Linked DNA regions of Homo sapiens: region 2 is linked to region 1. Evidence: read pairs that join two places in POLR2A ChIA-PET (ENCODE). Cell type or tissue: PC-3. All regions are shown on one strand. Links, peaks and the distances in the headings refer to the core of each region. The heading gives the core; the rest is flanking DNA.

The links. Peaks named below come from ENCODE experiments on the same cell type or tissue, not always from the same donor. Only the 100,000 strongest peaks of a DNase experiment are listed, where the experiment ranks them.
Region 2: POLR2A ChIA-PET joins it to region 1 with 17 read pairs; 2 of 35 experiments call an interaction of 5 or more read pairs at or near these places.

The regions. Positions count from the first base shown.
Region 1 is chr4:65,444,881-65,449,880 of GRCh38, forward strand. All of the region lies in intron 5 of EPHA5 (EPH receptor A5), which reads right to left. Among named protein-coding and RNA genes, the nearest start is that of LINC02835, 210 kb to the left of the region's middle. In PC-3, for the core only: no CTCF peak of the experiment used is centred there; no DNase peak of the experiment used is centred there.
Region 2 is chr4:65,186,665-65,194,560 of GRCh38, forward strand. No RefSeq gene overlaps it. Among named protein-coding and RNA genes, the nearest start is that of LINC02835, 51 kb to the right of the region's middle. In PC-3, for the core only: no CTCF peak of the experiment used is centred there; a DNase peak (open chromatin) is centred at 4,307; H3K27ac peaks cover 278 bases.

The sequences.
Region 1 (5,000 bases), core at 1-5,000:
TCCTGGGTACCTAAAAAAATTGATATTTTTCTCAGTTTTTCTTTGAATTAGTCACTTAACACATTTTTATTTTGTTTAAACAATACAGAAAATATAGCAAAGAAATAAATAGTATTGGAGTTTAGAAGAGTTGAATTCAGAAATGTTACTGTGATTTATGTTTTATCCTGCACTTCAAAATAAATAAAATACTTCTTTTTCTAGTCTGCAAATGTCTCTTATTTTTTATTCATGTTTTGGATACACATTTTTATAGGATATCCATAAACTGAGGGCCATGGTAACTTTAAATCAATCTATACTTTAAAAACCTTGAAATTTAGTGTTGGGGTTCATGATTTAAATTTGTTATATGCACATTTTAAATTTACAAACAAATTGTTCAAAATAATTTAGATTTTCTTTATCTAATCCAGTATGTGACTATGAAGTTTATAACTGATTGAACAAAAATATTACATTTTTAAACAATATGTTATTTAATTGACTTATTCATCAGTGTTTAAGAGCATTGATAATCACAGATGAAAAAGCCTAGTTCAAAGCAAATGATGAATAGCTGGAAGCCTTCAAATATTGCTTCTTTATGAGAAAAGTTAATTGGTCATATAGTTTCGTAGTAATGAAGATGCCAACAGGACTGTGAGCATTATAAAGAAAATTTATCATCAAGAAAATTCACATTAAATATAATATCTGTGTACTCCAGCCTTAACTTGCAAGCTTGAAAGAAATCGGTTGCTATCTAAAATTTTAGCCCTTTTTTCCTATAGGTTGGTGTTCCATACCTTTACTTGGTGACCTTCTGTTTGACAGATTACACTTACTACATTCATTAAACAAAAAGTTTAATGTTCTTGTACAAAAATATTAATTTTGGTTCAAATAGCTATACGTCAAACTACTTCAAATCCACATATGGATAAAACCTCAGGAGCAAAGCTAACAATTTCTTCTTTTATCTTCTCTAGTAGTTCAAGGAATAGAAATATTACCAATTAGGGATGGCGTGCTTCTTAAATACTGAGTTCATTCTGAAATTGAACATTCAAAATATACCATCTCCTTTGTCACCAGTGTCATCTGGGCCACCACTATCTCTCCTGAGTCCTGAAATAACATCCTAACTGGTGTTCTTTCTTCCACTCTGGCCACATAGCTATTAGCTACATAGCTGTCAAAGCGATCTTTGTAAAACAAAAGTTAGATCATGTCAATTATCTGCTTCACCCTCATGATATTTTTAATATAATAACAAATGTTTCAATGGGTTACAATGCCTTCAATAACTACAGATGTCTGCTTAATGCAATTGTACCAATTGTCTATTATTTTTAAAACTTGGTATTATCTTTGCTTTATTGTCTTAGTATGAATAACTTTATATAATGACTAGAATTAGGTCTATTTGGAATAAAATCCTATCATAATCAGTCAAAAAACTTATTTGTTCATTTAATCATTACTTTACTTAATAAATATGCTTTTTCCTGTATATTTTATTAAAAGCATTGATAGATACTGTGACACTACAGGAAAAGGAAAACAAGCAAACTGTGAAAGCCACAAGCATTATTCTTGTAGAACTTAGCTTCTAGTGAGGGATACAAACAAGTAAAAGAGGCTATTACAATGTGGAAATAACTATAGTGGTAGGATAGTGTACTATGGGAACACATATGTAAAACACCTCTTCTGGACCTGAAGAATCAGGCAAGTCTACTAAAGGAAATGAATTATAACTTAAGATATGAATAATGTACAGAAATAGTCACATAAAAGAGTGTAGGGATGCTCATGTATGCACATGGGGTGCATGTATGGACATAAAGTACATTATATGTGTGTATGTGTTGTGGAGGGATTGGGGGTCATTGTATGATATTGAGATACTTAAATATGTTTCTATATGGCTGCGACACAAATGGTGAAGTTGGAGAATAAAACATCAAGTAATAACAAAAGCAGGGACAAATAACATAGCTCCAATAAGCCATATTAAAGAGTTTGAATAATTTATTCTAAGACCAACTGGTTATATTCAATAGTTAGAATTAAAGACTGCTATTACCATGTCTGCGTTTTTAAAAGCTCATTTTTTTTTTTTTTTTTTTTTTGTTCCTTGAGACAGGGTCTTGTTCTGTCACTCAGGCTGGTGTGCAGTAGCATGATCATAGCTCACTGTAACCCTGAACTCCTGGGCTCAAGCAATCCTCCCACCTCAGTCTCCCAAGTAGCTAGGATCACAGACATGTGCCACCACACCTGGCTAATTTTTACTTATTGTTCTTCTGATTACATTGAGAACAATGGATTGCGGGTTGGGGGGTGGGTAAGGCTGTAAATAAAACAGTTAGAATATGGCAATAGTTTCTAAGCAGATATTTGCTATTGGGTGGAGACTATGATATTCACTTAGATATTCCACATACCCCTGCAAAATAATGTTACTGCATTCAATATACTATGACAACCATTATAGTTGATGTCAAACAAAATTATTGCTCCTTTTGTACCAGTTGCTACTCTGAAAAGAGGATTTGGGGCCAGATAACTATGAGAAATAGTCTGTCATATATTAGAAACACATATATATATATATTAAACTTTATATAATATATATATTTTTTCCTAATTCTGAAGCCTAGACTTGAGTGATAAAATTTTATTGAAGCAAAAATTGACAAAAACTGGAAGACCTCTAAATCTTACTACTATTTTTGCTTAGACAACATTAAATCAACAATATGCATTCATATCCCATTCCTTGCCAACACAGACAGCTTAAAATGTTAAATTATTTACCACAGATGAATCTATTTACTTGTGAAAAGTGCATTCATTGGACAGGAGGAAAACTAAAAACAATTGGGAATTTCTGGTATTACTTGAATAAATTTACCCTTATCTGACCAAAAAAAAAATGATTTGAAGAAATTACAACAAAATGACAAATTTTTAAGATAACCTAATAAGAGGGAAAAGACATGAAAGATATAATGAGAAAACCCAGCATTTATCTAACAAAAGTGTCAAAAGAATAAAGTAGAAAGAACAAGAACATAAGATTTAAAGACACAACAATGACCAATTTCTAAAATAGATGAAAGTGATAGATATAACTGCATATTCAACAATCATGATGATTTCCAAAACCTATAAGTGAAAATAATACCAATATCAATTTCTTGTTATATGAAAACTGTAAAAATCATAAAGACAATAAAAAATTTAAGAGACAACAGAGAAGAAAGTAAGATGATGTATAAACTGTGATTTACACTGATAACAAGCTCTTTTAGAGGACAATTAAAAGTATGTCATGAGAAATGAAAAAAAAATCACCAAGCTATAAAAAAAGCAAAGAATAGTCAAAACAAGTAAAAAAAAAAGGACAGAAAAAATCACAGACACATTGTAATTTTATAATAATTATGACATTGTAATTATTATATTTATTATTAAAAAACAAAAATACATTTTAGGGCTGGGTGTGGTGGCTCATGCCTGTAATCCCAGCACTTTGTGAGGCCGAGGAGGACAGATCACTTAAAGTCAGGAGTTCCAGAGTAGCCTGGCCAATATGGCGAAACCCCGTCTCTATTAAAAATACAAAAATTAGCTAGGTGTAGTGGCACAGGCCTGTAGTCCCAGCTACTTGGGAAGCTGAGGCAGGAGAATTGCTTGAACCCAGGAGGCAGAGGTTGCAATGAGCTGAGATCATGCCACTGCACTCCAGCCTGAGTGACAGAGCCAGACTCCATCTCGAAAACATAGAAACAAACAACAACAACAACAAAACGACTTTGTACTTACAGTTATTTTGAATAAACAAAGCACACAATGGAGAAACTAGAGAAAGAGCCATGTATATGTGAGTGTATTATATATTACAGAGGTGTCATTACTCATAAGAAAATGATAAACTCTTTAACAAGGGGCACTGAGAAGCAAATTATTCATACTGAAATGACACTCACATCATAATATATAAGAAAATAAATCATAGGGAAATTAGAGATCTCTATGTGAAAATCCAAATTTACTTTTAGATGGGAATATATGACCATATCTTTATATCACACTCCAAGAAATAATTTTTAAAAAATTGACAAGGTACAAATCACACAGAACAGATGGACAGTTTTATACTTGTCAAAGTAAGAAATAACGTAACAAAAATGTATTTAAAAACTACATATTAAGAAAAAAATTCATTGGGTTAAAAACAATAAAAATTACTACCTAGTGAACATAAATTTTAAAAAGGATTATTCCTAAGTAAAAGATTGTTTAACTATGACCAGGCAATTTGTAGAATAAACTCAAATGCCCAAAATTATATGAAAAGTTTAAAACCGTTTTTCAGAATCAGGAAAATGCAAATAAAATAAAATGGGATACATTTAGCACCTTAAATTCAAAAATATGATAAAAGCAAGCATTAATGAGGGTTTAAAAAAAGAGCCTTTTGCACTGACTTACATTTTTTATAGTACACATTTGTACACTTTGGTGGGAAACTTGAAAACTTCTGCCACAGAATAAATTTAATTCTATGTATCTGCCACAACAAAACCCAAGAACAGAAGCAGAAAGGGATATGTACAAAGATTGTCATAGAACAAGAAGTTGACAATATCAAACAGTCTTATAGTGGAAGAATGGACAAACTGTCGTATATTCATATAACAATTATATAGTGAAGTTGATATCTAAGTATTGTTATGGGTTGAACAGTGTTCCCCAAAAAGTAGTTGAAGTCCCCAATCCCATTACTCGTGAAGTTGACCTTTGCAAAAATAGGGGCTTTGCAGGACCATGTTAAAATGAGATCATTAGGGTGAGCCCTACTCTGATATGACTGTGTCCTCATACAAAAGAGAGATTTGGAAACAAATACACAGGTATCACACAGGTACCCTTTTTCCACAAGAATGCCTTGTGGACACTGGGGCTATGCTGCCACCACCCAGAACCTAGGAGGGAGGCCTGAAACA
Region 2 (7,896 bases), core at 1,449-6,448, 260 kb before region 1:
AGAAGAAGGAAGAGGAAGGAGAAAAATAAAAGTTGAAAATTAGAGATAGGAAAAGGATAAATATGAAATGTATATTTTCAAGAATTAAGCAATTGTAACAATTTGAGAGATTCCTGGAGGATGAGAAGAGCTCAATCTAGAGACTATAAACTTTATATTTGCAGATCTGATTTAAGGTAGAGATTATCAAACAGTAAATAAAATATTATTTTTGGGGGTTTCAAAACTCTTCATTTTATGAGAAATCTGTAATGTTTTTCTGGGTTTTTGTTTTGAAAGAGAATAGGATAATTGGTGCACAGAAAAAATAAAAATAAGTGAGTGAAAGATTATATAAGTAGTAATGAAAACTAGAGAGAGGAACTGAAATAAACAAACTTTTAAAATTTGAGTGGTTAAAATGTTTGTTTTCAATTTTGAAACCAAAAGAGAAAAATATGATTAAAATATGGTCAATTACATGACGACATTTTCAAAAAGGAGGAAGTAACTTCATCCTTTAAGAAAGACCAAACTTTTCTAAACACCAAAGTTTAAAGGAATACTTTAATTCCTAATTTTTTTCAGTAATACTACAAGGGTCAATATACTCGACACTCATTCCTTTAATAAAAAAGGTGAAGTATTTCATCTGGATCTTCTTACAATATTCTATTTCATATGCTTATTCTTATGATACAGATAAAAGTCAAGGACATAATATAAAATGCAACATACTCAAATAATTTTCTGTAAAACTGAAATATTATACTGGAAATACTTGATTTTTTAATTGTCAGGCTTACTAAAGGAGAGTGAGAAGATTGTAAGGACTGCACATCTTTCAGAAATTTCCCCTAAATTCTACCTTCTTAGTGAGATTTTGATCAAAACTTGAGAGAAAACACCTTAGTCTCTTCGAAAAAAAAAAAAAGACTTCAATTGTTAATATTTTGAGTTGTGAGTTAAAGTTGGAAAGATATAGCTTGTAAACATTACATAAATTTCCAATAAAATAAACATTACTTGGTGAAAAGTTAGGAATCTTATCAAAATTCTCATTTAGAACGAAGTATCATCCATTTCTACTTGAGCTTAGTCCCGAGTTAAAGCCAGAATTTCCTTAAATCATCCTCAGTTGAATACAGTATATTAACAAATTGTCTAGTATCTCTAAAATTATCCACAGGAAAGCAATGATTAAATAATTTTATTCCAGTAAACATTTTTGTAGCTTCACCATGAGAAGTTGTAAAATCTCCGTGGAATGTTGGCTTTGAACACACACCATGCTAGTGGACCTATCTTGGTAAATTAATTGCAAAATATTCTTCCAATAACTAGTCAAATCTCCAATAATTGTGTATGAAATCAACAATAATTTTGGAATATAATATCAAATATAATAATAAGGATAAATACTGAAGACATTTTGGTATTAAATTAGTTTTTATTATGCATTATTTTGAAAATAACAAATTATTTTTAATAACAATTTCAAAAAAAATATGACCAATATACTTATAATACCAGAATTGAATCCATTCAGACCATCTAATAGTCATTAAATCTGCAAATTTACGCTAAAAGCTATAGTGGTCATACCATATTTCACTTGATATTGTTATCTGATCTATCAGGAGATTTTTATTGGTAAGGCTGTTGCAAGGATATTAGAATATGAGTTTCATATACGGCTACATGAACATCAATAAGTTAATATTTCACATATAACCAATTGTTTTTATTTTCAATATCTAATACTTCATATACTTCATAAAATTATAGTGATCATAGAAAGTATTAATAGTAGTCATTTGCTTTTTTTGTACAAAATATTGCACCTTGAAACCCCAACATAGTAAGAAGGAAGATAGCACAAATATTGATGGAATGAACAGTTGATGATAGATGGTAGGACTATGGATGAAAATTATGGCAAATGGTAGAAATATGATCCAAATATGAGCCAAACCTCATTGGAGTCAATCACAAGGTGGCTGGCCTCTTCAGAGTGATTGGCCTTTAATCTTTTAGAAACAAGTTAACAGAGAAGGACCATATTCCTTGGGATTTATTAAGATAAAATATTTAATAATTGTTATTGCCTGTGGCATTTATTGAATGCAAACCACGGATAAAGCATTTCACGTAAATTCTCATTTATCTTCATCAAACAGTTTCAACATAAGCATTACTATACTCTTGTTACAAGTGTATAAACCTATTTCCAAATGTTAATTTGTTGAAACTCTTTGAATCAATACTGCATCAGGGATTGGATGTTTGGAGGATTCATATAGGGAGGTTATAAAGGAAGCAAAGCAGGCCTATCAGTTAGCTATTGTTAGCTATTATTGTTATGTAATAAACCATCCAAATCTTCAGTGGCTTAAAACGACATTTTTCATAGTTCAAGTGGTTGGGCTTGGCTGATCTCTTTTGAAACACCACTCTTGTGTAGGTTAACTAGGGAATTTATCAAATGGAGACATTCCCCAAGAATGTAAAAATATATTTATTCTTTACCAAAAGAAGATGTACAGATGACAAATAAGCACATGGAAAGATGTTCAACATCATCAGACATTAAGGAAATGCAAATTAAAACCACAATGAGATCACTACATATGTATCAGAGTGGCTAAAATGAAAAATAGTGACAACACCAAATGCTGGCAAGGGTACAGAGACACTGGATACCTCCTACATCATTGGTGGAAATGTAAATGGTACAGCCACTCTTTCTTCTTTTTTTTATTTTTTTATTTTTTGAGACAGAGTCTCAGTCTCACTGTTGCCCAGGCTGAAGTGCAGTGGTGCAGTCATGGCCCCCTGCAGCCTTGAATTTGCCCAGGCTCAGATGATTCTCCTATCTTAGCCTCCCAAGTAGCTAGGACTAAAGGCTTGCGCCACATGCCGAGCTAATTTTTTTTTGTTTTTTTTTATAGTGAAGTTGTTTTGCCAGGCTGCTCCGGCTAGTCTTAAACAACTTGGGCTCAAGTGATCCGCCTGCCTCAGCCTCCCAAAGTGATGGGAGCCACCTCGCTCAGCCAGTAATCTTTTTTAAAACAACAACTCAACTCAACTAAAACTGCAACTACCATATGACTTGACAATTCTACTCCTGGGTGTTCATCACAGAGAAAGGAAAATTTATATTCATACAAAAACCTGTATATGAAGGTGTGTGACAGTTTTATTTGTAATAACCAAAAACTGGAAACAGCCCACATGGTCTTAAACAGATAAATGGTTGAACAAACTGTGGCACATTCATACATTAGAATTGTACTTGGAAAAAAAGCAAATAAACTATGAATATGCCAATATCTTATATGAATCTCTAGGGAAACATGCTGAGAGAAAATATAGAAATGGTTGTAAAAGAACAGCATGAGAGATCCTGGAAATGTAAATGGTACAGTCATTCTTTCTGAAAAAAGGATCAGTAATCATTACCACTAATCTTAGATAACTGTTTACGTACTTAATACACACATAACTGTTACATACAAAATTATAAAAGATCCCAGTGGTTTTGGAACTGTACAGTATCATAAGTGAAGAGATGCTGGTGGTTTTGGAACAGTACAGTATCTTGAATGTGGTGGTGTACATGAGAATAGACAAAGGTAATAAAATTGTATTGAACTTAGTACACATACGGGCATAGCTTCCAACCAACTGCAAATAAAACTGGGAAGGTATGAATACGATTAGTGGATTTTATCAATGTCAATAGCCTGGTTGTAATATAATATCACATATAGTTTTATAAAATGTTGCCTTTAGGGAAAACTGAGAAAAGTGTACACAGTGTATTATTTCTATAGTGACATGGGAAACTAAAATTTTCTCAATTTTTTAATTAAAAATGCATTTATTGATATTTAGAAAATAAAAATTTTAAAATGCAGAAATCAATAAACAAATCTAACAATAAGTAAAATAAAGTAAAACATTTAGAAAACAAAACATGATCTTGTAAGAATACAAGGACAAATACAAATTATTGGTAGAATTTTAAAGTAAAATTTAAATAAGATTTATTTCTAAAACACAACACAAAACAAAAAATATTTAAAACCTAAGTAAATTTTAAAAATTTTAGTGCGTTGGTTTTATTAGTTAATTATTTTAACTTGTTTATTATTTATTATTCTAAAATAAGTAAACTTTATTATTTCACTAACTTATTCTTACAAATAAATTTAATAATACCAATAATAAAATTTATACAGTCATGAGTCACTTAGCAATGAGGATACATTCTGAGAAATGCACCCTGTGGGCAATTTCCTTGTGCTAACATCACAAAGTGTAAACAATCCTAGATGGTATAGCCTACTGCACACCTAGGCTATGTGGTATAGACTATTGCTACTAGGCTACAAACCGGTACAACATGTTACTATACTGAACACTGTAGGCAATTGTAACACAATAGCAAATATTTGTGTATCTAAACATATAAAAGATAAAGTAAAAATATGATATAAAAGATTTAAAAGGATACGCCTTTGTATTTTAATTTTTTTATTTTTAAAAAATTTTTATTTTAGTTTCAGGGGTACATAAGCAGATATGTTCTATAGATAAATTGCATGTCACAGAGGTTTCATGTACATATTATGTCATTACCCAGGTAATAAGCATTGTACCCAATAGGTAGTGTTTTGATCCTCACTCTATTCCCACCCTGCACCCTCAAGTAGGCCCTGGTGTCTATTTTTCCCGCCTTTGTGTCCATGAGTATTCAATGTTTAGCTCTCACGTATAAGTGAGAACATGGGGTATTTGCTTTTTTGTTCTTGTATTAGTTTGCTTAAGATAATGGCCTCCAGCTCCAACCATGTTGCTGCAAAGGACATTATCTCATTCATTTTCTATGGCTTCATAGTATTCCCAGGTGTATATGTGCCATATTTTCTTTATCTAGTCTACCATTGATGAGCATTTAGGTTGATTCCATGTCTTTGCTATTTTGAATAGCGCTGCGATAAACTTATTAGTAATGTATCTTTATGGTAGAACAACTTATATTTCTTTGGGTATAATGGCCTTGCTTGGTCAAATGGTAGTCCTGTTTTAAGTTCTTTGAGAAATCACCAAACTGCTTTCCACAATGCCTGAACTAACTTACATTCCCATCAGCAGTGTATAAGTGTTCTCTTTTATTGACAGCTTTGCTAGGGTCTGTTATTTTTTGGCATTTTAATAATAGCCATTCTGACTGGTGCGAGATGGTATCTCGTGGTTTTGATTTGTATTTCTCTAATCATTAGTGATATTAAGCACTTTTTCATATGTTTGTTGGTCACATATATGTCTCCTTTTGAAAAGTGCCTGTTCATGTCCTTTGCCCATTCTAGGCATAGGCCCTGGTAAGTATTTCATGATGAAGATGCCAAACAAAATTGCAACAAAACTAAAAATAGACAAATGGGGCCTAATTAGACTACAGAGCTTCTGCCTAGCAAAAGAAACTATCAATAGGGTAAGCAGACAATCTGCAGAATGGGAAAAGAAATTTGCAAACTGTGCCTCTGATAAAAGTCTAATATACAGAATCTATAAGGAATTTAAATAAATGAACAAATATAGTACACCTTTATGGGGCATTTACCATGCATGGGGCTTGCAGGACTGAAAGTTGCCCTGGGTGAGTCAGTGAGCGAGTGGTGAGTGAATGTCAAGGCCTAAGACATTACTGTACATTTCTGTAAACTTTATAAACACTGTATATTTAAGCTACACTAAAATTATAAAAAAATTCTTTCTTCAATAGTAAAATAACTTTAGTAGCTTACTGTAACTATTTACCTTATAAACTTTTAAATTTTTATTAACTTTTTGTCTCTTTTGTAATAACACAGTTTAAAACACATGTTGTACAACTGTGGAAAAGTATTTTCTTTTAAAAATGTCTTTATTATATAAGGTGTTTGTTTGTTTTTAGAGATGAAGTCTCACTGTGTTGCCCAGTCTGGTCTCAAACTTCTGGCCTCAAGATACCACCCAACTTTGGCCTCTTAAAGTGTTGATTACATGCATAAGCCATCACAAAGGGCAAGTTTATTTTTTCTATTAAATTTTTTTTAATGTTTTGTTAAGGTACAAACACATACATTAATCTAGGCCCGCACTCGGTCAAAATCATCAATATCACTGTTTTCTACCCCAACATTTTGTCCCACTGAAAGGCCTTCATGGACAACAGGCATAGAGCTGTCAATCTCCTCCCTTCTTCTGGAGTGCTTCATGAAGTACCTGCTGTTTTACAGTTAATGTTTTTTTTGTTTTGTTTTTCAGATAAATGTAAGAAGTGCACTCTAAATTAATAAAAAGTATAGGAAATACATAAACCAATACATAGCCATTTGTCATTATGAATTATGTACTGTACATAATTGTATGTGCTATACTTTTATGCAACTGATAGCCCATTAGGTTTGTTTATACCAGCATCACCACAAACACATGATTAATGCATTGAGCTGCAATGTTATGATGGCTTCAGTGTCACTAGATGATAATCTATTTTATTTATTTGCTCAATGTTTGCCTAACTACTTTACATGTATTATCTTATTTAATGCTTACAACAATCTGATAAGTAATTTAAATTACATTCACTCCTATTTGAAGATGAGTTCAAATCAAGAGAGGTTATTTAACTTGCACAAAGTAATCTTATAGATGAGAAAAATGTTTATATGGAAAAGTTAAGTATAATTGGTTTATGTATAAACATATAGATGGATGCTACATTGTAAATTCTTAGCACTTTGTATGCATACTTAAGTTTGTGTATAAAGAAATAAAACCACAAGTACTGTCTTACAAAGTACTTATTTCCACTCAGAAATATTATATCCTTATTTCTCATGTTTTAAATGGTTTCGAGGAGATATTTTATGTATGCCTTAACCCACATAAATGTACCACCTACAGTAGTCCTCCCTTATCCAAAGTTTTGCCTTCTGTGTTTTTAGTTACTCTAAGTCAACTGTAATCTAAAAATCTTAAATGAAACATTTTAGTAATAAACAAATCATCAATTTGAGATTGCACGCTGTCTTGAATAACATGATGAAATCTACCTGCGATGTGAATCACTCTTTTATATGGTTTATCCCTGCTTTAGACACTTCTAGTCCATAGTCACTTAGTAGCATCTCGGTTATCAGATTGACTTTGGAGGTATCATAGTGTTTGTGTTCAGTTAACCCTTGTCTTACTTGATAATGGCTCCAAAGGGCAAGAGTACTGTGACTAATTTAAAAACTAAACTTTATCATAGGTATGTATGTGTAGGAAAAATATCGTGTTACAGGATACTTGGGGTGTCGTTTCACCAGCTGAAAACCTTTGTGGCTGGTGGCATCTTTGCCTGAGTTTTGCACTGGCCCACTGGGCTTATTCTGCCACTTAGCCTGGCAGGCTGAGCTCGGATTGCACTTCTGGCCTGGATCCCACGCCTGCCAAGGGCAAGCCAGGCAAGGAGCAGCAAGGGGTGTGTGAGCGAGCTTGGGGTTCATTCACTGCACACAGCCAGGCATGCCGGCTGCAGCAGGGCAGACAGCTCCAGACGCTGGCACAGGCACTGGCTCCCTGCAAGGCTGCAGCTAGACCATGTATACCACAAGCAGCTTCCATGGCTGACACCAGGGAATGTGGTGGTACCCGGAAGAGATCCCTAAAGAGAGTGTCACAGTAGATCCCTAAAGAGAGTGTCACAGCCCTGGCTCGAGGAGCTCCTAGGTCAGGGCTCCCCAAAGGCCTGCAGCTCTTCTCTCCTCTCTTCTCTCCATCTTGTTGCCTGAAATGTGGTGAGCAAGAGGCATGTTTCAGTACTGTTTGTGTTACAGCTCGTTCGGCCCTGCCATTCGGTGGGTCCCACGTACTTGTCCT